Linked DNA regions of Mus musculus: regions 2 and 3 are each linked to region 1. A link is a loop called in an ENCODE intact Hi-C map of the cell type or tissue named here. Cell type or tissue: heart. All regions are shown on one strand.

Region 1 (8,000 bases):
GGTGGGATATTAGTGCTCCCAGCTGACTCTACCATGCATGCAGAAAATGATACTTTAATGTTAAGATCTTAGTTCCCACCTTAGAGTAAAACTGAAACTCAAAGTAACCACAGCTGTGTACCACAGCAGTCCCCAGCATCCGCAACATGTGACAACCTCCCTGCCCGATCCTGGGTCCCAGGAATTTCAGGGGAACAAAGGATTTGGATGGAGAGAGGTGACTTAGTCCATTCATAGTACTTAAATAAGTGCCTTAGGTTGGTAATTTATAGACAACAAAAGCTCATTGTTTACAGTTCTGAAGGCTGTGCTGAAGTACCAGAAGTTGGGTGCCTGCTGGAGACTCAGTCCTTCCAGCACATTCCAGACCTTTGCACCTGTTAGAAGAGAGGAACACCTGCCCCCGGGGCCTCCTTCATAAAGGCATGGAGTCTACTCAAGACCAAGGGCTCCACACACACCAGTCACCTGAAGCCCTGCCCCTTGATACTGCTTCATCTGAAACACTTTCTTTGTGAGTGTTTTGTCTACGTGTGCACATTGTATGTGTGTACATCATGTGCATGCCTGGTATCTGTAGAAGTCAGAAGATGGCTCAGATTCCCTGGAACTGGAGTTAGAGTTAGGGGTGGTTGTGACCCACCATCCTTGGAATTGAACACTGGTCCTCTGCAACAGCAGTAGGCCAGTGCTCTTAACCGCTGAGCCATCAACTCAAGCTGGGGGGCACCTTTAAGGCAGAAAATTTTCAAGGATTTAGTTATCCAAGCCACAGCAGCTGTCTTCCCACCTATCTGCCCACTTGATTGGCAGATGTGTGAGGTAAGCGTAGTTACTATTTGAGGGGGGATGGGGTACTGGAACTTTTACTATTTTTGCCTTTAACAACACACCGTGATGGACAATTCTAGCAAATTTTTTCCGAATTGTTTTTTAAAACATTTCTGCAACATAGTGAGTCTGTTTCCTCACTGTCACATTGTCCTGGAAACTCTGTTTTTCATATTGCCTTCATTGCGAAGGAAATCACAACTGCCTGCCCATTGGTTCCAGTTTTACCTTCCCATGCTGGGTCCCCTACAACCCTTCCCTGGCCACACCTTCCCTTCCTGCCCGGAGTCTGGAAATCATAAGCTCCTCCTCCCGCCCCTGCCCCAGGTCTTATCTCATAGACCTCTTCCTTCTTGGAGCCTTTAGCAGTGGTTCTCAACCTGGGGTGTAAAGACCCCTTAGGGGGTCACGTATTGGGTGTTCTGCATATCAGATACTTACATTGTGATTCGTAACAACAGAATCAGAGTTATGAAGTAGCAAGGAAATAATGTAATGTTTGGCGTCACCACAGCATGAGGAGCTGTGTTAAAGGGCTGAAGTATTAGGAAGGCTGAGAGCCACTGCTGGCTTATTTGCCCCTGGAAAAATGGTAGTTCAACTCTTAACAAGTTTAAGACTTTTGGCCTGGGGTAATTCCACTTTGGTTTACAGTTCTGAAACTTTCCTGAGAGCCTGCAGCAGTGCCTGGAGTAGAATATACTTATACAACCATACGCTGTGGGGTCAAGGGACAGATGGGTTGTTGGCCCCAGTGGCTGCTTGCAACTGTTAGGGAACTACTGGGTTGTTTTGGTGACAACACAAGGAGACTGCAGAAGGCACCGATCATTTTATGGATGCGATCTTAATCATTGTAGCAGGTGGCTTTTAAGATTAAATACAGAATGCACTGCCATGATCTTAAATATAATAATGCATTCTTTATTTAACATACCCCAGAAAAGGTGGCAAGACTGGCCAGGCATAGTGGTGCACACCAGTGATTCCAGTACTTGGGAAGTGGAAGCCAGGGGAATGAGTTCAAATGCAGCATGAGTTACACAGCAAGCTGAAAGCTAACTAACCCAAGATATACACCAAGAGCCTATCTTAACAAAACTGGGACTCAGCAAGACATTACAAGAGCAGAAAGCAGACTGTTGTCATATACCGCACAGTGGTCAGCTGCCTCCAGTCAGCTGATGAGAACCTCAGGCTAGCTTCCTATCAGGAGGGTTCCCTGCACTCCGTGGACCTGAGTTTGAATCTCAGGGAATATAATATTGAAAGACACAGTTGAACCCATGATAAACTCCTAACATGTATAAGCCATGGTTTCTCCCGTCTCTAAAATCAAAGGTTGTAGCGAGAAGGTCTGAGCTTGTTGGCACAGCTCTTGGAAGCTTGATACAGGGAGATTGCTCCAAGTTTGAAGGCAGCCCGAGATACAGAACAAGGACTATCAGGCCTGTTGGAGCTAATTGATAACCTTTTGTGTTAAAGCAAAAGACCAAAACAAGATAGAAATCTTTGACCATTTCCGAAAAAGGAGATAGTAATTCTCAAATCAAAGCTAACACCACTAGATTCTCAATCAGTCTTGTTTTAACGGGAAGTCCAGGAAAGTCTGCTCCCTTTGTCCTGTACAGTCAGTGTTGAAGACCAGAGGTGCGGCTTAGGACCTGGATCATGGCTCACACAAACCCCTCCAGTGGGGATTCTATGCTCTGAGAGGGGATGCCGTTTATCATACCACCCCCACTAGGATGATAGGTGCCTGGAAGACATAGCACCCCCAGAGTGGCTGGTGAACACTTGGTGGCAGTGAATATCATCTTCTAGAAACTGCATCTGAGACGATACAGGAGGCAGGGCCAGCTTCCACCAGGCCTGCCAAACCCTGCTGCAACAAGGTAATAAAACGCCAGTGGCAAGATCAGCACCTAGATATTGATGAGAACAAGATGTCCCGTGCCTGGGTTCCCAGAACGAGACCCAGCTTTCAGGACTGTGAAGTAGGAACGCACCTACTCTTATTAAACACCTGCCCTCGGCCCATATCCATTTCCCAACGCAGATATTGATGAGAACAAGATGTCCCGTGCCTGGGTTCCCAGAACGAGACCCAGCTTTCAGGACTGTGAAGTAGGAAAGCACCTACTCTTATTAAACACCTGCCCTCGGCCCATATCCATTTCCCAACGCTGGAATGCGGCTTGCATCCATCCGCAAGGAACCTCCCTTCCAACACCAGCCAGCTGTGGTTCTCCGTGGCTGACACTAGAGGGCAGGCCACTAAAACTTTCCTGTCCTAATCGGCCCAGAAGTTCTTGGAGGTGAGGACCACATGGGTCGTTTGTTTTGCTGGACACTGGTTCTTTGTGGAACTCATGCATACCTTGTAAAACTATGTCTCCACCCGCTCTCTGACTTTTAAAGTACATTTACTTTAGCCCTTGTTTCTAGAAGTGGAGATGAAGGACCAGGGTGTCTAGCTCGGTCTAACTGGGAGGGGATGGCTCAACCTTGGGACAAAGGAAGCTGCAGGCCTCCAGAGGGAACCAATTAATTCCGAAAACCAAGAATGTCTTAAAAGCCACACTGTAATAGATTCTGCTGCTATGGCAAGTCTCTCAAAAATAAAATAAAATAATAAAATTAAAGGCTAGGGGAACATTAAGATGGTTTTGGTATCTTTAGAGTTTAGTTTCTGTCCCCTGCTTCCTGGATCCAAACATCTGATAACTGTGCCCCTAGTCATGTTTCCACTCTAAGTCACAACTCAGCCCTGCCTACAGCTACATTTGCTGTACATTAGTCTCCACTTGCTGACAGTGTCTCACAATTACCGTTCCCTGCTCCAGCTTCCTGGCCACAGTAGCCAGAGTTTATGGAGAAGTTCCCAGTCCTTCCTTGGAGGTCTGCACAGATTTCCCAAGAGAAGGAGCAAGCACCAATGTATAAATGGCAAAGCTTGCTGGGGAAGGCCTGCCAGGTCACTGGGCTCCGACCCCCATTGTTCGCCCACTGGCTTCCCAGGGCTCTTCTCCAAGAGAGCCGGAAACAGGCGCGCTGGGAGAGCCACACGCTGCAAAATGATTCCATTCCTGCCCACACAAACACCAGTCCAGAGTGAGCCAAGGCCTTTCCGAAGAAGCAAAAGCTTAGACCAGAGTAACTTCTAAGATGCTCCTGGAGGGGAGTCAGCCTGGGACCTGGGGCAGGAAGCGAACCCACAGAAATGTCAAGGGGGCTATACCCTGGGAAAAGAAACAGGAGTTTTCATCCACTCTCTGATGAGAAGTTCTGGTTTTTACTGTTCTTTTTTATGAATAGTAATTTTTAAGTATATATTACAGAAGCAATCTTTGTGGGAACCAGTAAACAATAGAAATTTTTTTTAAAAATGGTAATTTTCCCCAAAGTCCATGGTCTTTGCAAGGACAAAACTTCTGCTAGTTTTGAGCCTTGTAAACAAAGCACCATTGTAACTATAACCGCTCTGCTGCTGGCCACAGCATGGAGGGAATAACCAGGCCCCACAGCATCAGGTAAAGAGACATCAACAGGGCTTGCCCATCTTCAGTCCCCGACAAGTTTCTTTAAAATCAAAATAGGTCTGCTTTCTGTATCTGCTTTTCTTGAGGCCTTTCTCAAGTCTTAGGACACACTGTCCTGCCTGGTCTTAAAAGTGCTATGTGAAATGGAAGCTTTTCCTTACATTTGTTCTTAAAAAGTATCCTTCAGTAACACTTCACAAGAGAAAGACACTTACGCTGGTATTTTCCAGCAGGTTAACATGACAGTTTCCAGGGGCTGCTGGCAATTACTTTCTTATAAAAGCTGTAACTTTTATCTAGGTCCACTGTGTATTAAATGTTCATAAAGCTTAAGCATATATATGTATATGTGTACGTGTATATGTACACACACACACACACACACCAGAATGGCAGGGTCAGGGTCTGGGATCTGTGTTTTGTAATGTTCCCAAGGCATCTGAAACAAATAGAGGACAGTCCTTGAGACAGAGAACACCTACTTGCTGTGTCTGCCCACGTTTAGCAACTCAGAGGCTTAGCCCCTTACATCCACAAATTTCCCCTCCCTTCCGGGACTGATTGGTGTTTCTAAAAATCAATGTGTAGTCTCATCAGCATCTTAGGAGTTCACCAGTGCAAGTCCTCAAGCTGCATCCTGACCCACCTCCGTAGGAGTTCTGGAAATGATGGTGGTTTCAGGGCCATGGGATTGAACCCTAAGTTTCAAGCACACTGTACATGAGCTGTCCCCCTGGCCCCGGCCCTTTGTGTTTTAAGGAGACATTCCAGAGTGTTTTACAGTAACTTACATCTGAGAAATGATTCAGAAAAAGTAAGACGACGTGATCCCATGTAAGGTAGAACCGAGTTTATTAATGACAGCTTTTATTACAATCACTCTCGAGTGTAAAAAATAAAGGGTGATTAAAATTTAAAACTCGCTTGGGCTTGTGTTTTGGCTTTCACTGGATGTGCCACGGGGTGGGGATCCTGTCTGATTCTGAATCAATTGGCCAGATGCAGTTCACTGGAGAATGAGGTAATAAAGAAGACAGAAGTGCCAATCCGAGAGCACGAGTGTCCATGTTGAAGGACATCACAAGCGACGGCTGTGGTATGGACAGGGGTGAAGTCACGTGACCTCGCATCCACGTATGGAATGACTATCTCTACCTAAAAACAGACACCGATACAAACATGCAGAGCCACGTAAACCCAAGGAGTGCCTGACCTCCCTCTGAGCAGACAGCGCCCATCAGCCACGGCAACGCACACGTGCTGCGGAAATGGAAAACCGGGCTGCATGACGCAGACTGCTGGCTGGCCAATGGGGAGCTGCTTTTCGCAGAGGCTGGGGCCTTCCCAGCAAACCCACAAACTAAATCTGCTCCCCGTGAAAGCAACATCCAGGGGTTATCACAAGCTGGGGGTGGGGGGATCTGGGGCTAAAGTCCACCCTCCCAGTGGGCACGAGGCAGGAGAAGAACCTGAAGGTGGTTTTCCACCTAGCGTCACTGAACCCTGGCTGGGCTTCGGCGCAGCCCCTCAAATATTTGTGCTTTGTAACCACCCCGAGGTCACCTCAGCGAGCACATGCACTATACTAGGCTTGGTTTTTTATTTAATATACGACAAAACTAAAGTTGCAAAAAGGGAGGAAAAAGAAAAGAAAGAAAAACCTCATGAAATGCTTTTTGACTGTGTCAACCCTGCTTTGGAGCTGGGCTTTTCTACCACTCAATGGCGAATGGACAGAAGCTGAATTGGATGCCAGGAGAGACAGAGAGCCTGAGGGGCATACAAAGATGCGGCTAGGACAACACTCCACAACCACTCAAGGCTGGATACCTAGGACATAAACACTAAGGAACACGCTCAAATGTCTCTCTGAAAAGAACATGGTGGATTTGGGGGTGGGGGTGGGGTTACAGTACATGCAGGTGACAAGTCTACAAAAACTTACTATTCAAGCTGAATAAGAAACCAAGAGAACTGTGTCATAGCCTCCTTTGGGAGACAAAAAGAAAAAAGAAAGAAAGAAAAAAAAAAAGAACCAAAATAACAACCGATTAAAAAAGAAATAAAACATAAAACATAGCCCAGAGTATTCCAGAATATCAGAAGAACCCAACTGGTTTGGTGCGGTGGGGTGAGGGAGTGTTTAATTAATGTCTCTCATTAACCTCATTTTCTCCTTGGATGTCATTGACAGAGCTCAGGCTCGGGCTGGCCACTCAGAGGAAAGAGCAGTCCTGTGGAAATGTGGAGCTCAGCCTCTGGCACCCTAGTTTACTGCAAACGCCCAGTTCTCTTAAGGGCAAACTCAGGATGAAGGGCGCATGCTGTATCGTGACCCGCTCCACCTCTCTCAGAATCTGAACACAGGGGGCAGCTGGTTTCTTCTCTGGAGGACAGATGCAAAGGGTTTGAGAGATTTCAAGACACCTGGCCCTGACGGCTAAGGGCCCAAGTTTTAGCCAAGATGTGTACAGCACTGTATTCTCCAAAAATTCAAGTACATGCCGTGCCCAACCTCCCCCCTTCCCCCTTCTGGTAGCATCCATCCGACCACCAATCCACGGCTACAGTAGAGATTCACTGCACGTTGACTCAGCAAGTTGCGCACTTGTTTTGTTTTTCTTTTTCCAAGTTCCGTCTGTGAGCAGCATTTCCCAGTTCTACCCCCACAGAAAGTTAAGTTCTTGGCAGCTCCATCAGGTGAGACTGTAGGCCTGTGACCAGGCCTCTACAGCCCGCCATCAGCCGGCCGGCGCACAGAGGGTCAGTCAGTGAGGGGGGATCAGTCCAGTGTCTGACAGCAGTGGTCGCAGGGGTCTACCAGCTAGCCCTGACAGCTTCAATGTCACTCACCAAATTCTGTGCCAGGCATATCCCAAAAATCTAAAAAAAAAAGGGGGAAAGGAAACCAAGTTAGACAGCAGAATTCAAATGCTATTGGCTTTTCCTTGGCCACTAGGTCCACCCCCTCTGATTCTTAAATGGATATTTGGGGGCTGGAGATGTAGCTCAGTCGGTAGCGTTTGCCTCACATACATAAAACCTTGGGTTCTACCCCCCAGCGCCATAGAAAGCCAGGCATGGTGGTACACATCTATAATCCCGACCCTTGGGTGGGAAGAAGCAGGAGTGTAAAAAGCCATCCTTGGCTACAGAGCAAGTTTGAGGCCAGCTTGGGATACATGAGACCTGTCTTTAAAAAAAGGCTGGGGGGGGGGGGAAGAGTGGCGAAAGAGAGATAGAAAATAAAAAATCCAGAGATTTAGCATGACTTTATATTTTCAATACTAAATGCAGGAGCTGCTCACCCCGCTAAGCTAACCCTATCCCACGAGAAGTCATTTCCAACCCTCCCTATGGCCTAGAAAGCTCTCACCTCCCTGCTCCCTCTATGGATCTGCCCGATCTGCACATTTCATGAAAATGCCTTCGGACAACATGTGGTTCCTGTGACTTCTCTCAAGGAGCAAAACCATCTCTGGGTTCGTCCATTGCTACGGTGACCGCTCAAATGTGAAAAGCCCACGCAATCTCATGGTGTGCACGCCCAGTCTCCAGTGAGTGGCAATGTTTTGGGAGGTTGTAGGACATTTGAGACGTGTGTGTTGCTAGGGACAGCTGTCAAAG
Region 2 (8,000 bases), 710 kb after region 1:
AAAGTGAGGAAAAGCCTTGAAGATAAGGGCACAGGGGAAAAATTCCTGAACAGAACAGCAATGGCTTGTGCTGTAAGATCGAGAATTGACAAATGGGACCTAATGAAACTCCAAAGTTTCTGCAAGGCAAAAGACACCGTCAATAAGACAAAAAGACCACCAACAGATTGGGAAAGGATCTTTACCTATCCTAAATCAGATAGGGGACTAATATCCAACATATATAAAGAACTCAAGAAGGTGGACTTCAGAAAATCAAATAACCCCATTAAAAAATGGGGCTCAGAACTGAACAAAGAATTCTCACCTGAGGAATACCGAATGGCAGAGAAGCACCTGAAAAAATGTTCAACATCCTTAATCATCAGGGAAATGCAAATCAAAACAACCCTGAGATTCCACCTCACACCAGTCAGAATGGCTAAGATCAAAAATTCAGGTGACAGCAGATGCTGGTGTGGATGTGGAGAAAGAGGAACACTCCTCCATTGTTGGTGGGAGTGCAGGCTTGTACAACCACTCTGGAAATCAGTCTGGCGGTTCCTCAGAAAATTGGACATAGTACTACCGGAGGATCCAGCAATACCTCTCCTGGGCATATATCCAGAAGATGCCCCAACTGGTAAGAAGGACACATGCTCCACTATGTTCATAGCAGCCTTATTTATAATAGCCAGAAGCTGGAAAGAACCCAGATGCCCCTCAACAGAGGAATGGATACAGAAAATGTGGTACATCTACACAATGGAGTACTACTCAGCTATTAAAAAGAATGAATTTATGAAATTCCTAGCCAAATGGAATCATGGAGGGCATCATCCTGAGTGAGGTAACACATTCACAAAGGAACTCACACAATATGTACTCACTGATAAGTGGATATTAGCCCCAAACCTAGGATACCCAAGATATAAGATACAATTTGCTAAACACATGAAACTCAAGAAGAATGAAGACTATGAAGACACTATGCCCCTCCTTAGAATTGGGAACAAAACACCCATGGAAGGAATTACAGAGACAAAGTTTGGAGCTGAGATGAAAGGATGGACCATGTAGAGACTGCCACATCCAGGGATCCACCCCATAATCAGCATCCAAACGCTGACACCATTGCATACACTAGCAAGATTTTATCGAAAGGACCCAGATGTAGCTGTCTCTTGTGAGACTATGCCGGGGCCTAGCAAACACAGAAGTGGATGCTCACAGTCAGCTAATGGATGGATCACAGGGCTCCCAATGGAGGAGCTAGAGAAAGTACCCAAGGAGCTAAAGGGATCTGCAACCCTATAGGTGGATCAACATTATGAACTAACCAGTACCCCGGAGCTCTTGACTCTAGCTACATATGTATCAAAAGATGGCCTAGTCGGCCATCACTGGAAAGAGAGGGCCATTGGACATGCAAACTTTATATGCCCCAGAACAGGGGAACGCCAGGGCCAAAAAGGGGGAGTGGGTGGGTAGGGGAGTGGGGGTGGGTGGGTATGGGGGACTTTTGGTATAGCATTGGAAATGTAAATGAGCTAAATACCTAATAAAAATGGAAAAAAAGACAAATAGTAGTTCATTGCTGGCCATGTTAATGAGGTGCCAAATGTACATCTTTGTAGAGATAGCTAGATTGCTTGCTCTTCAGTTAATGGAAATTACCTGTAATATCTGCATTGTGGATATATTTGCAAAGGCAAAAAAAAAAAAAAAAAAAAAAGAAAGAAAGAAAGAAAGCTGTTTCCCTACCAGGAACACCATGCCTTAAACTAAGACTGTTTATCCGTTTATGTAGTTTCATCCCATGTCGCAAAGCTTGCGGAACCCTCTGCATGGCCAGAGTTCGGGGTTACCTACTGTCCTGCTTTCAGCAAGTAATATGGCTTCCAACCAGAAGCTACCTCATCTTTCTCCTCCCCTTCCAGGCACAATGATGTAGCTCACCTCACTTTTTCTTCAGGGGAAATGGTCTCCCAGACAGCGTCCTAGAGCAGCCCCTTCATGTCATTCCACGAGAACGGGGCAACCCATACAGCTCTGGGCTTCCACTTGCTGTGAGGCATCTGCCCCCTGCTCAGCAGCCAACACCCACGTGCAGTTACGGAGAGCAGAGAGGATTGGCAGAAAATGCCTGCTGGTGGGCAGTCTCACTGTGTACAGGACCACACTCCATATGCAGTTCTTTCAGAAGAGAAAACAAGAGGCAACTGAATAGTATAAACATTTTAATATTTGAGCTATCATGTTGTAAAAATTGATTTACTAAAATTGGACTGAGGATAGGGTCCCCAATGAAGGAGCTAGAGAAAGGACCCAAGGAGCTAAAGGGGTTTGCAGCCCCATAGAAGGAACAACAATATGAACTAACCAGTACCCCCACAGCTCCCAGGGACTAAACCACCAACCAAAGAGCACACATGGTAGGACTCATGGCTCCAGCTGCATATGTAGCAGAGGATGGCCTTGTTGGTCATCAATGGGAGGAGAGGCCCTTGGTCCTGAGAAGGCTCAATGCCCCAATATAAGGGAATGCCAGGGCAGGGAAGGGGGAGTGGGGTGGTAGGTGTTCAGGGGGAGGGGGAGGGGATAGGGGGTTTTGGGAGGGAAAACCAGGCAAGGGGATAACATTTGAAATTTAAATAAAGAAAATATCTAAAAAAATAAAGTCAAAAGGAAAAAAATGATTTACTAAAACATATGGGATAATATTTTCCTTCACCTTCATTCTCTCTAAGGTCACCTCCCCAGTTGCTCTGGCCCTTAGAATTTTTTCCAGAGATTTATTAATAACCTATCAATTTCTCAGTTACTCAACTTAAAGATACCATTTATTTCCAGCTAAAATTAAATATGACAGAAATCACTTAATCTTTACAGTGGTTCTAAACTCGGTTCACTTTGCATTGATGGGTCCCACAGAGGATGCTAGATCTAAGGATCTTGTTATTAATCAAACTCTCCCATGGGCTTTCCAGCGCCATCACGAGTACGGAGTAGTTACGGCTGCACAGACGCCTTGGTTTCAAATAGAACTAGATTTGGGTCCTAATCTGGAGAATCCCCCATAAAAACACCCCTAAGAGACCCTTTGTTACCCCCAGGACTGGGAACGCCCCATCCCAGGGTTCTCAGGAGCCAATAGTTAGCTTAGATTGCTCTAGCACTTTTGAGCCTGTTAGACATTCTCTTGGAAACTAGTTGATCACTCTGAACACCCTGAGTCCCAGCCTGTGAACATTCACAGCTCAACCTCAACGAACAGGGAAAAGCATCGTGGAGGGAAATTCTAAAAGGCCATCCATGTTTCAAGCGGCTGTCCACTAGCCGATGCCGTCAAGTCTGGTGACCCAGTAGCTTACTGAGAGGCCTGTACATAAGCTCTTATGGACACCTCAGTCTCTGAGATGATGAAGGTTTATTGTTTACGGAATTGAATGACCACGGCAGGATCTGCCTCCCGAAGCTTTCTCTCTAGCCTAGTCTTGGGCAGTGTTGTCTGTCACACTATAGCCCGTTGCTGCCACCTAGCGGTCATTTTGACATTCACACACTTGAAGCAAAGATGAACGCCTCAGAAAGCAGCTTTTGCTTTTATGAGCGAGCATGAATGGCAGTTCCCCTTTCCTATCGTTTTAGTCACGAATTTCTTCTCTTACGTGCATTTAAGTATGCGCACAGGTGGAGGGGACACATGCGCACAAGGAGGTGTACTTACCGTGTGCTGAGATCAGAGGTCGACGTTGGGTATCTTCCTCAATCACTCTCTACTTTAATTTTGAGTTTTGATCAATTACAAAATTTACTAAACATAGAAAAGAAAAGAAAAAACTATTGGTTTTTTTAAAAAGCTAATTGTTAAGTCCATTCTTACTAAGTTACTGCAACATCGGGGACAGAAAGTCACTATGCTTTTTTGGTCCAGGCTGTTTTTTTTCCCTGTCTTCAGATAGCAGATGCATGTAGCCAAATCCCATAGTGAATCTTGTGTGTACTTGCTCCAAATTCGTAGCCTAAAGGCAGAGGCGATGATCGGGAAAACTCTTGGAGAGTGATATAGCGCCAGCTTTGCTCCCCGGGGGAAATCCCTGTGCAATCCCTGGCCCTTGCCCACATTGTGCAGCCTACCAGCCACCACCACCCCCACATCTCCGAGGGATGGGTGGACCTGCTATGCGGGAAGGCAGGGTGCTGCAGGCATGGAAAGACAGTCTCAAAGTTGGACACTATTCTCTGACACATAGTTTCATAGAGAGGAGAGCTCACAGATTTCTAGACTGGCCGCGGGGCAGCAAGCCCAATGGAGCCTCCTTCTGTCCGCAGCACTGGGATTACAGGCAGGCTATTCAGCACCTGGCTTTTATGTGGGTGCTGGGGACTCGAATTTGTGACCTCACACTTGTGTGGCAAGCACTGTACCAACAGAGCCATCTCTCTAGCCCTCTCTAGGTACGTTTTACATAAGTTGAGTCCTAAGAAGCAAACCGGAAGCTTGCCCCGGAGCACGGCTCCTCACTGGAGCGCCACAGACGTCACCCCTGTGGGCTCCTTTTGCTCAGTAAGAAACATGATCACTCAGCCAGTCTGGGCCAGGTCCTCACTGTGTGACCCTGGAGGACCTGTCATGCTTTCTGAGTTTCAATTAGGAACACGAGAACGGAATTAACCGTGTTATGTACATATGCACGCTTGCATGCAAAGCGCACACACGCACGTAGCCTGCAGAGCTCTCAGACAATACATTTCTGTAGGTTTAAGTTAATAACTCAAAAAGATTTGTTAAAGAGCTACAGGAAACAAATGCACACCTAATTTTTACTTTCCATAGCTATGTCTGAACTATTGAGGTATCTAGTGTAACATTTCTAGCTATGATCGAGTACTTGCCTAGCATGTGCAAGATCTTCTCTGCAAGCCGCAGAATTTCAAAGATGCTTGCGCTTGGTGTGGCTGCAGCGTGGACACAGAACACTTTCCCAGCTTGTGCGAGGACCTGTGTTTGATCCCAGGGCCACAAACAAAACAGAACACAACACAGCAGGACACAACAAGACAGACAGGGCTCGCCAGGCAGTGGTGGCGCATGCCTGTAATCCCAGCACTTGGGAGGCAGAGGAGGCAGATTTCTGAGTTCGAGGCCAGCCTGGTCGACAGAGTGAGTTCCAGGACAGCCAGTACTGCACAGAGAAACCCTGTCTCGAAAAACCAACCAAACAAACAAAAAGACAGACAGGGCTCATAGCAAATGATTAGAACATGACCTAAACCTAGTGGGAGAGATAGAGAGCTTTAGTTTCTATGTGCCCAAAATAACATGCATGTACTTTTAGCCAAGTGTTGGGACACATACATGTAATCATAGCATGCAGGAAGTTCCTCAAAAGTTTGAGGCCCATTTGATCTATAGAGCAAATTTCATGCCATGCCAGGCAAGGCTAGATAATGAGATCCTGTCTCAAAGAAAAAAATCCAGATGGTCACACACACACACACACAAATGTAATGAAAAAAAATGAAGCTAGTGGGTATGTTAATTGTCTTGGGACCATTGATGGATTCATATGGTGTAACAATGCAGTCCTGTGTGTGCTGTAAAAACATCAAATTATGGCAACTAAAATATTAATTAAAATTGGGTAGTCCAATTTTTAATAGTACCAGAACTTGCACACAAAGTAGTTTTGTGGCAAAACCTATGAGAAAAATATGTCTGCATACAGACGATGTGTTGTGTTTGACCTGTTCTCAGCGTCCCTGCTCAGCTCTCTACACCCCTCTCTTACTGCTTTCTCTTTCCCTTCCCAGGGAATCATTTTCTTGAATTTTGAGGTTTTTTTTTTTTTAAGTAGATTCACTAGACATATGTGTTTGCAAATAATTTTACAAATAGTCTTATTGTGTTTCTGTTTAAATTCTCAAACTCTTCAACTTATCTTTTACATACTTTTTCAAATGCATTCATGTTAGACATGTGTTATTGATGTAGTTTTATTGAACCTATAGCTACATATCGCTTAATAGATTTGCCTCCTAAGGAAGAGATTGCATCTGTGAATTGTCTTACATGAATAGCTTTGTGCTTGGGTATAAATGTTGGACCTGAGGAGGAGTCTCTGGGCTTTCAAATCTATCTGAATGTCAAGCTGGATTTATGAGTTTGTACCAATTTATAATTCTAATAATATTTGATGTGAATTCTCATGGTCTACATATACTCCAGAACGCTGGTGTTATGAGATAGTTTCAGCTTGCTTATTTCTTGTCACCAATGAAGACCTATTAATTATGCATGTCCATAGTTTTGCTTTTGTAACTCTCATCTGTTTTCCGGTTGAAGCAGGGAACTAGACCTTAGTAGCCCCCCCCAGACCTTAGCACAACTGACTCCATGATAAAAATTCCACTCAGGTTGTAAAACTCAGCACCACTTGCCAAAACTAAAACAAAGACCTAATCCATCAAAGGCCATAATTCCAGGAAAGTCACAAAACGTACTGACCTTGCCTTTTGGCTTCTGTAGTTCTGCTTCAGGCTAAGAGTCCTTGCTAAAGTGCTGAAGTATGTTCACCCGGGACATGGTTTTGTGTGTGTGTGTGTGTGTGGTGTGTGTGTGTGTGTGTGTGTGTGTGTGTGTGTGTGTGTGTGTGTGTGTGTGTGTGCTTAAAGGCTTACCCTAAGAAGGGCTTGGAGTTACACTGGGATCCCAGACACTTGGTGTGGGTTGTAGGCTGACTAATAAGACTTTCTATTGGCTTAAACCCACATCTGAGCAGTCTTCTCTTGTGGATGCCCCACAACACGATTGTTTATGCTACACATATAAACATTCTTTGCTTTTTGTTTTGTTTTGTTTTTGTTTTGCTTGTTTTTCTAGAAAAGCTTTCTCTCTATAGCCCTGGCTGTCCTGGAACTCACTCTGTAGATCAGGCTGGCCTCAGACTCAGAAATTCCCCTGCCTCTGTCTCCCAAGTGCTGGGATTAAAGGCATGTGCCACCACTGCCCGGCACATGTAAACATTCTTAATGTATGTTATGCCCCAGTCAGCTTCATGTTGCTATAATAAAATGTAAGAGACCAGCTGACATACAAAGAAAACAAGGTATGTTCAGCTCATGGGTTGGGAGGTTGACGGATGGAACAGAATGCTGCCAATTCTATGAAGACCTTGTGGTAAGGATGGTGGAGCTGTTGGGGGTGTATGTGAAAGGGGTGGAGAGGGAGTGAGCACATTACAAGACAGTAAACGGTAAAGAGTTAAAATGCTGTTTCTAGGAGCTCAGGAACACAAGCGCTGCATTTCTTGCTGTTACTCGCTAATCACTCCTGAGAAGTTTGTTAGACATCCGAGGAACTTTGCCCATTATTTGTTGTCACTTTGATTTTTCAGATAGGGTCCTACTCTGTAGCCCGGGCAATCTTTCTGTTTAATTCTCCCAAAGGCTGGAACTATAGGACTGGGTCACCACACCCAGCTTCTCCTCATTTTTTTTCCTCCCTCTCACTCTCCTTAATTTATTTTTAATCATGCATACAAAGTAATGGATTTCATTGTGACGTTCTTTAATACATACCTTGTTTTGTTCCTTTATTTTCCACCATCCCTTCCCTCACCATGCCCCTCCCCTCTCCTTCTGCCCCGCCCGCTTGCTCTCCGAGCCCTCCCCTTTCCTGTTATGGGTACTCTGTTATTCTCTTTTCCTCAACCTCCCTCCCCCGCCTTGAGACCGCCTCTTCCCACCCCTGAGACTCAAATGGTGTCCTTTCACAATGACTGGGAGGCCTTCCCAGCAACCCCACTGCCACCGCTGTTTCTGTCACATAGCACGCACTGGGCTGACTTTCTCCCTTTCCTCTTTTCCTGAGATCCGCAGCACATCCACCATACCCCGTCTGAAACCAGCAAGAGATGCACTGTGCCATGCTAGTGAAGCTGTGTAACAAGCGGCCTGGAGCAATGGCTGTTACAGAGTTCTGGAACTTAGATTTCCCACAATGCTGATCCGTTGCT
Region 3 (8,000 bases), 460 kb after region 1:
GCGCTTACGGCTCTTGTGGATGACCCAGTCTTTGGTTCTCAGCACCCACACCAGGCAGCTCACAACTCCCTGCAACTCCTCTGGCCCCCAATGTCCTCTGGTCTCTGCAGGCTCCTGCATGCATGCGGTATATAATCTCAATCAGGTACTTAAACTTATACATTAAAGAGAAAAGCAAGTAAAGGCAAAACCTTGTTTGTATTTCTGCTTTTCTGCTTCTGCTCTGTGTATCCATTCTTGCTGTAAGCCAGCAGTTTCCTGGGGATGAAGCTGTTGGTGTGCCCACACCACTCATCTTAGTAATCTACGACAAACTGTCTTCTGAACACGAACATAAATACATAAAGTATAGCATTTCAGACTCTTAGATCTTGGCTGAAAAGGACCTTGAAAAGCAGTAGGTTTTGTGCTTCTCAATTGGATACATGCAAACCTTGGGGCACAGGCTAATCTGCACAATGTGCCTGGTGTCCTGATGAAGTAAGAGTCGTGACTCTTGCCCTTCAAGGAAACACTGTCCCAGAATGTTAAGGAACAAACACACGCAATGGTTATAACTTTAAAGCATTAACTTTGTGTCATAAACAAGCAGAGAGCAGAGGGTAAAAACAGTTTTACAAACGTCAAGGCAGCACAGGTCTCTCCGGAACGCTGCCTTCTGCCTCTCCATAAATTCTTAGCCACAGTGGAGGGTGAGGAGCGGGGGACAAATGGATCCACAGAACCCTGGCCTTGTCCATCACGGGCAGGACAATTTAAAGCTCTGTGGGCAGCAGAACTTCATCTGTTTGCCGCTCTAATCAATCAAGAACCTCTTTCCAGTTTTTCTGAAGCAAAACTGAAGACCGTGTCTTTTCTTTGATTCTAATACAACGCCACTCTGTGAGTTATGAGACTAGCGGAAAGGGGAGGGTCACATAAAGCCACCTTAAACCCAAACTATGACCGTTCTATTGTGGCAATCCACTAATCCGTAGGTTTGGCTTCTTAGCCCGCCCATGAGCAAATACAAAAAGATGGAGAGGCCAACTTGAGGAAGGGCAGGTGTGGGGAGGACTGTGATTCTGTGGCAGGAAGACTTCCAATGCTTTCTCCTTGACACCGCCCTTTGGGGTTTCTCCCACAATGCCTTAGCTGGACATTACCTTAATCCGAACTTCATGAGCCTTTGGAGGGGCCACTTCTATCTCCTCTATGGAGAGAGGCTTTCCCGCCTCCCAGGCGACTGCAGCCTTACACCTGATCACCTGAGGTGGGGGAAAAGAAGTAAAGTTTATTCTCCTAGATTAGTAATTACTTCACGGGCAACCAAGATAATGATGCTGCTCATGTTAGTGTGCCAGGCTGTGGAGAGGGTCCAGGGCGTACAGCTCCTGCCCGTGCAGGCCTGAGGCCCAGAGTTCAGCTCCCCAGCATAACACCTGGAGGCAGATCAAGCTGGCTGGATCGAGTAACTGGCCTGGAGAGCTCTGGGTTCAAGTGAAAGACCCTGATTCAATGTATGGTGGAGCAATTGAAGACCTGATGTCAGCCTGAGACCTTGACATACCCACCTGTGAACACGCATAAACATAAACACACACACACACACACACACACACACACACACACACGCTACAAACTCAGACACACGCAAAGCTAAATAAATAAAACTAAATTGAACAGCATATTCACAGAAAAGCTTATAACCTCTAAGTGAGATGGAGAATTGTTTTTAGGTCTCACATAAATCACACAGTGAATAACATAAAATTAAAGGGCCAGATACAGTGAGGCAAACCTTTAGTCCCAGCGCTCAGAGGCAGAGGCAAGTGGCTCTCAGTGAGCTCGAGGCCAGCTAGATCTACACTTCAAGTTCCAGGACCGACAGGGCTACATGGAGAGATTCCATCTCAAACCTTCCACCCTAAACCACCATCAACCAGGACAACAAATATGTGCATATATATTATTTATATTTAAATTGTGTATACATATATATAAAATCAAAGGGCTGAAGAGATGGCTCAGTGGTTAAGAGCACCCACCTACTGCTCTTGCAGAAAACTCCAGGTTCAGTCCTATGCATCTACACTCTCACAGCTACCTGTAATTCTAGTTCCAGAGGATCTGTGCCACCCCCTGGCTTCCACAGGCTCCTGCATGCATATACACACACACAGGCACACACACACACATCTTAAAGGAGGGTGGGAGGTGGGGAAGAGATGGAGGAGGAGGAGGAAAAGGAAGAAGAAGAGGAGGAAAGAAAGAAAAGGAAAGAAGACTATGGAATACATGTCCCAAGCTGGGGTGTAGCTCAATGGTAGAGCATGTGCCTTGAATGCACAAGGCCTTGGATTTGAGTCCTAGCACAACAATGGACAAGCCAAGCAAAATCCCACCCAGAGTCTTTCACTAGGTTTGGCAAGTAATTCAAGGTTAGTATTCAAGCTTAGTATTATGCGACCTAATTATCTTTTCCTTGGGATGGCTTATATAGCATCACTTTAGTGCAATACTTCCCAGTGGAAAGGATCCTAAGAAATATCCAAATGGGGGTAAAAATACTATAACCATCTCTTATAACTGTGCTAACTAATGCATTAGCCATTTGCCACAGGTGGCTATTGAACACTATAGATAAAGGACAAGTGTGAACTGAAATCAGGTATGATGTAAAAATTTGAAAGCTTAGAAGAGTGAAGAATATCTCAATTTAAAAATACTTATAACGTGGAAATAATATTGCGAGTATCAGGTTGGGTAAACATACCATTAGAATTAATTTTATGTGGCTCTGTAAAGTTTACAATTCCATATGAAATTTATATCGCGCATCTAAAGCAATGAGCTACTAGAGCGATTACACTCAGTACAGACCTTCTTAACCACGGAACCAAACCTAGTGAGAAATGCTGGGTTTTGATCAGTTCACTTGACGCTTATGAAATGTGTTGACAGAATAAAGGTTGCAAGCCACTCACTGGGTTTACTGGAGATGGACTTGAAAGTCAAATAACGTGATTTGAAAAAAACAGGTACACCGTGCTGCACGTAGAAAGCCAAGGTCGAAGGAAGGGCCTAACTTTGCTTGGGAGTTTTGAGCACGGCCCGCGCTCCAAATCTGATCCTGCAACCCGGGCGCGACCCGGGCAAGTTCTTCCGTCCCGCGTGACGGGCGCGGGCCTCAGCCCACCGGGCTCCGGCGGAGCAGAGCAGAAAGCAGAGCTGCTCTCCAAGCGCGGCGCCGAAACAAAGCCTCCATGCCCTCGCTGCGGCTGCGCTCGCCTTCCCCGGCGGGCGGCAGCGGGCCACCCGGGCGTTCCCCTCCTCTGCTCCGGCCCACCGCGCGCCTCCATACCTGGTTCGCCATGGCCGCTAGTTCGGGATCGAGCGCTAAGGTTCACGAGTGTAGCGGAACCCGGGTGAGGGCTGGACCGTGCGTGAGGGGAGGGGCTGTGCGCGGGAGGCGGGCCTTCGATGTAGGCGGGGCGTACGTGAGGGCGGGAGGAGGTGGCTGTGCGTAGGGCGGGACTCGGCTGGGAGGCGGGCCTAATACCGGAAGGGCGGGGCCCGCGTTTCGGAGCCTGAGTTTCGGCTACTGCGCTCCGTTGCTGGGGAGGCAGTAGTTTTGGGGCCGTGAAGCGCTTTATTCCAGGCTGGCTCAACTGAGCCCCTGCAAAGCATCTCTGTGGTATTTCCTTGTCTAATTTTCGTGCAGTCTTTGTACGTTAGACGTGAGAGAAATATAGCGTGTGGTAACACGTGTGGGAAAGCACGTGTAGAACAAGCCACGCCTTCCGTGTGTCCCTGTCCGCGGTCCCCCCGCCCCCCTCTTCCCGGGCTTGCACGCGCTAGCTAGCGAGCTACTGATTTGCGGGTTGCATGCGCTAGCGAGCTAATGCAGCCCCTTGTTTTGCGGGTCTGGGTCCAGGACGAGTCAACACTGCGGCCCTCAAGGGCTTTGAAGGAACACTAGAGGGAGAGGTGCCCATCCTAGCAACAGCCCGACCTCGGATTTCAGCAGGTTACGACCAGGTCCTGGGATTTCAGGGACCATCGGACACGGAGAGAAGTTTTCAGGAAGGGAACCGAGGGAGCAGAGTGGGCCCCTTTTAAGAGTGGACCAACTATGTGGAGACAGAGGCTGCTGTATTTGCTGATGTAATCCCAAATGCTGCTTGTGTTGAAATGTACCCACTAAAACACCGCATTTTGTCTTTTTCATGGCTCATTTCCTGATTACACACTTTAAGGGTTGACATTCTCCACGGTACTGTTCAAAGCCCTTCTCTCACTTCACACTAACTCACACCCTGGCTTTTAACGTATATAATTAATAGGATGATCACCATAGTCTGTCTCCAGTCAGGGTAGTGTTCCTAAACTCCAGGCTTGAAGTACCAAGCCAGTGTGTATTAGGGTATCTCAGTGCTTAAAACCCAACTTACTTAAAACTAATCTTGTATTCGTGCCTCCTAATCCTTTTAAATGATTCCAGTGTCTGGTGATTAAAATATTCAAATATACAAGCCATTTCCAGTCAAACCACCACATGTGGATATTATAAGTTATACTCCTGTAAGAAGTTGAACAAGTTGAGGAATTCATAATTCTTACAGAAGTGAAGTCACGCAGGGAGAGCTGCTGCCCCCCGAAACAGAAACAGGAATACAGAGAATCACAATCCATCAGACTAGAAATTCATCATTGCAAGAAGCAGTACTAGGGCCAGAAACTGAAGAGTGATTGACCTATTGCTGTAGGCACTTTGTAGTTTAGTCTGACTTTTGTAAACGACGGAGGATGCAGTCATGTGGAGTGGAGTATTCTCATACTTTGAGAAGTTTATTTTCACGATTTTTCAGGGAAGGAGGGAGAAAAATTTTCCTACTGTTTCCTTTAGAGCAGTGTTTGTCACGTGTGGGTCATGACCCTTCTGGGGGTCGAATGATCCTTTCATAGGGATCACGTATCAGGTATCCTGAACATGAGATATTTTCATTACGATTCATAACAACCAGATGATAGTTATGAAGTAGCAATGAGATAATTATGGTTGGGGTCACCACAATATGAGGAGCTGTATAAAGGGTTGTAGCATTAGGGAGGCTGGGACCACTGCTCTAGAGGTAGTATCAATGTAAACATGTGTGTTCTTAAGGAGGCTTGCCCTCAAAAATGACTTGACCAGGGCTTAACTCAGCATGAGTTTTCCCTGTGCTCATCCAGTCAGGGAGAAGGGAGATGGGCATCTTCAGTCCTCTCTAGTTCTAGAATCCTATTCCTTGTAAGGGGCTGAGAATTCAAAACCAAACCAAACCAAACCAAACCAAACCAAACCAAACCAAACCAAACCAAACAAAACAAAACAAAAACCCAACCAACTAACCAACCAAAAAAAACACCTGAGGCCGGCCGTGGTGGTGCATGCCTTTAATCCCAGCACTCAGGAGGCAGAGCCAGGTGGATTTCTGAGTTCGAGGCCAGCCTGGTCTACAGAGTGAGTTCCAGGACAGCCAGGGCTACACAGAGAAACCCTGTATGGAAAAACCAAAAAAAACAAAACAAAACAAAACAAAAAAACCCAAAAAACAAAAAACAAAAAAAACCCCCTGAGAATAACTAAAGTTTATAAGCTCACCTAAAGACTCAGATAAAATAAAAAATTAAAAACTGTAGAACATTTTCCCCTTTTACTCAGTAAATTATATCTGTCTTTTAATAAAAAAAATTGCAAGGCACAGAGCAAGGCAAACCATAGTTTGAATGAGCATGGCAAGCATCAAAACCAGACCCAGAAGGTGACAGCTGTGCTGGAATGATCAGACCGTGCGTTTTAGTTTTTCCTTTGTTGAAAACAGACTTTTCATACAATACATTCTGATTACATTTTTCCCTTCCCTTGACTTGTCCAAGATCCTTCTCACCTTCCCTCCAGTCTGAATCTACAACCTTTCTGCTTCCTGTTAGAAAACAAGCTGGTATCTGAATAACGATGATGATAATGATATAAAGCAAAAGCTAGAATAGGACAAAACAAATGAGCAAAAAGAAGAAACAGAACCAAAGAAAAAGCGTGAGAAATACATATATGCAGAAGCACAAATGTTTATACACATAGGAATCCCATAAAAAACAAACAGAAGCCATAATATATACACAAAGGATCCATAAGTTAAAAAAAAAAAAAAAAAGACTGGAAAGCCATGAGACAGAGAACCTTCCTCCAAAGGTTCTCTGAGTTAACTTCCTGTTGATTATCTACTGCTGGGCATGATGGCACCTTGGTAGTGATTTGTGTTCCCAGTGAAACTTGGTTGGACTGAACTAATCTTTCATTTGTGAGTAGTTATCAATTGGAGATAGCTTCTGGGTTAGAGGGGGAGCTTGTGGTCCTCTTGCCCTCTCAGGGCTGGGACCCTGTTGGGCTGGACCTGTCTGTGCAGGATTTGTGCTTCCTCCGTCTCTGTCAGTCCCTCTGTGCATCACTCCTGAGCTTAGAAGGCCTCCTTTCTTTCATGTTGCCCATCTCACCTAGCTCTTACAATCTTTCTTCCTCCTCTTCCACGGGCTTCCCTGAGCCCCGAGGGCGGGCTTTGATGGACACCTCATTCAGAGGTGTTCCAGGTCTTACTCTCTGCACATAGCCTAGCTGTGGGTCTGTGTTTGTTTTCATTTACTACAGGGAGAAGCTTCCGTGATGATGGCGGAGCAAGGCACTCATTTTTGAATATAGCACAGTGTTGTTAGTAGTCACTGTGTGACTATGTCTCTTCAGCCAAGAAGTCGTAGTCAGTTTTCCCCTAGGTACCTGGGCTCTCTGGTATCAGGTTCTGGGCCACCTGCAGTGTTATGGAGATCAACCAAAAGCTTAGGTTGGGGCTGGTGAAATGGCTCAGCAGTTAAGAGCACTGACTGCTCTTCCAAAGGTCCTGAGTTCAAATCCCAGCAACCACATGGTGGCTCACAACCATCCATAATGAGATCTGACGTGCTCTTCTGGTGTGTCTGAAGACAGCTACAGTGTGCTTACATATAATAATAAATAAACCTTTAAAAAAAAAAAGCTTAGATTGTTTCATGGTTCCCATGGGCCCCCTTTGCCAACAACTCAACTGTGGTGTAGCTCACTTCTGGTCCTTTATTTGATGGTGAGAGATGTCCAGTTGGGTATCTGTTTCCTGTTATTTGGTGGTTTATCTAGCTCACCTTTGTATATGTATATATTTTAGGAAGCTTCTACTGTAGTGGGTTTCCATACAACCACTCAAATGACCCTTAGTTGTAGATATCCCTCCCTCCATTTCCTCTCTTACCCTGTGTTTCCTCCCACTCCCCATATGATTCTCCATACATTACCCTCCCCCCCCCCCATCCATCCATCCATAACTATTCAATCTTCTCTTCCAGGGGAGATCCATCCCTCCCCACTAGTCTTTTACTCTATACCTATTCTGTGGTTACATGGATTACATTTTGAAGGCTTAGCACCTGCCAGGCGGGCGGGTACATGCCTTTAATTCCAGCACTGTGGAGGGAGAGGCAGGTGGATCTCTGAGTTCAAGGCCAACCTGTGCCTTCCCCCAGCTTTGAGCAGGCTGAATTAGACCTTGTTTTTGCCACAGCTGGCTAGCCCACCTAGGGTGGAGTCTTCCAACCTAGGTAAAGTCTATTGTCTGCCACATCTGCAGCTTCCTGCAAGGTGCTACTATAGGCAGAGCAGCCTGAGCTTGTTGTCCTGACAAGATCCTGAGACGCCTGAGATCCTGGCATGGGGGTGGGGGTGGGGGTGGGGGAGTGGGTTTTCCTCCCTTTTAAGTTCAGGCTCAAAAAGTAAACATTGAGCCTTGATCAGAGAACTTTGTCTTGGCTCGTTATTTCTCTCACTGTCCTTCCCACCCATCCCCAGCTTTCCTTTCAGGAAGCCAGGAACCTGTGGCTGCTGTTGGCTACACCAACCTGGTGTACAGAGAAAGTTCCAGGACAGCCAGGGCTACACAGAGAAACCCTGTCTT

The links. Peaks named below come from ENCODE experiments on the same cell type or tissue, not always from the same donor. Only the 100,000 strongest peaks of a DNase experiment are listed, where the experiment ranks them.
Region 2: a loop joins it to region 1, with 2.5 times the contacts of the local background. A loop is called at or near these places in 2 of 42 quality-filtered maps.
Region 3: it touches region 1 in a loop (2.1-fold over the local background); 3 of 42 quality-filtered maps call a loop at or near these places.

The regions. Positions count from the first base shown.
Region 1 is chr3:138,901,635-138,909,634 of GRCm38, reverse strand. It overlaps Tspan5 (tetraspanin 5), which reads right to left. Exons shown (of 8, transcript NM_019571.5): 8 at 5,202-7,256. The coding sequence ends at 7,191. Among named protein-coding and RNA genes, the nearest start is that of Tspan5, 160 kb to the right of the region's middle. In heart, a CTCF peak has its summit at 3,092 (motif pointing right); DNase peaks (open chromatin) are centred at 2,994 and 3,854; H3K27ac peaks cover 547 bases; H3K27me3 peaks cover 1,017 bases.
Region 2 is chr3:138,193,845-138,201,844 of GRCm38, reverse strand. It overlaps a transcript of Adh7 not described here. Among named protein-coding and RNA genes, the nearest start is that of 4930579F01Rik, 4.0 kb to the right of the region's middle. In heart, a CTCF peak has its summit at 3,522 (motif pointing left); a DNase peak (open chromatin) is centred at 3,484; H3K4me3 peaks cover 521 bases.
Region 3 is chr3:138,438,537-138,446,536 of GRCm38, reverse strand. Adh5 (alcohol dehydrogenase 5 (class III), chi polypeptide) reads right to left here and starts at 3,444. Exons shown (of 9, transcript NM_007410.3): 1 at 3,344-3,444; 2 at 1,146-1,247. The coding sequence starts at 3,355. In heart, a CTCF peak has its summit at 3,304; DNase peaks (open chromatin) are centred at 3,446 and 3,856; H3K4me3 peaks cover 2,638 bases; H3K27ac peaks cover 1,660 bases.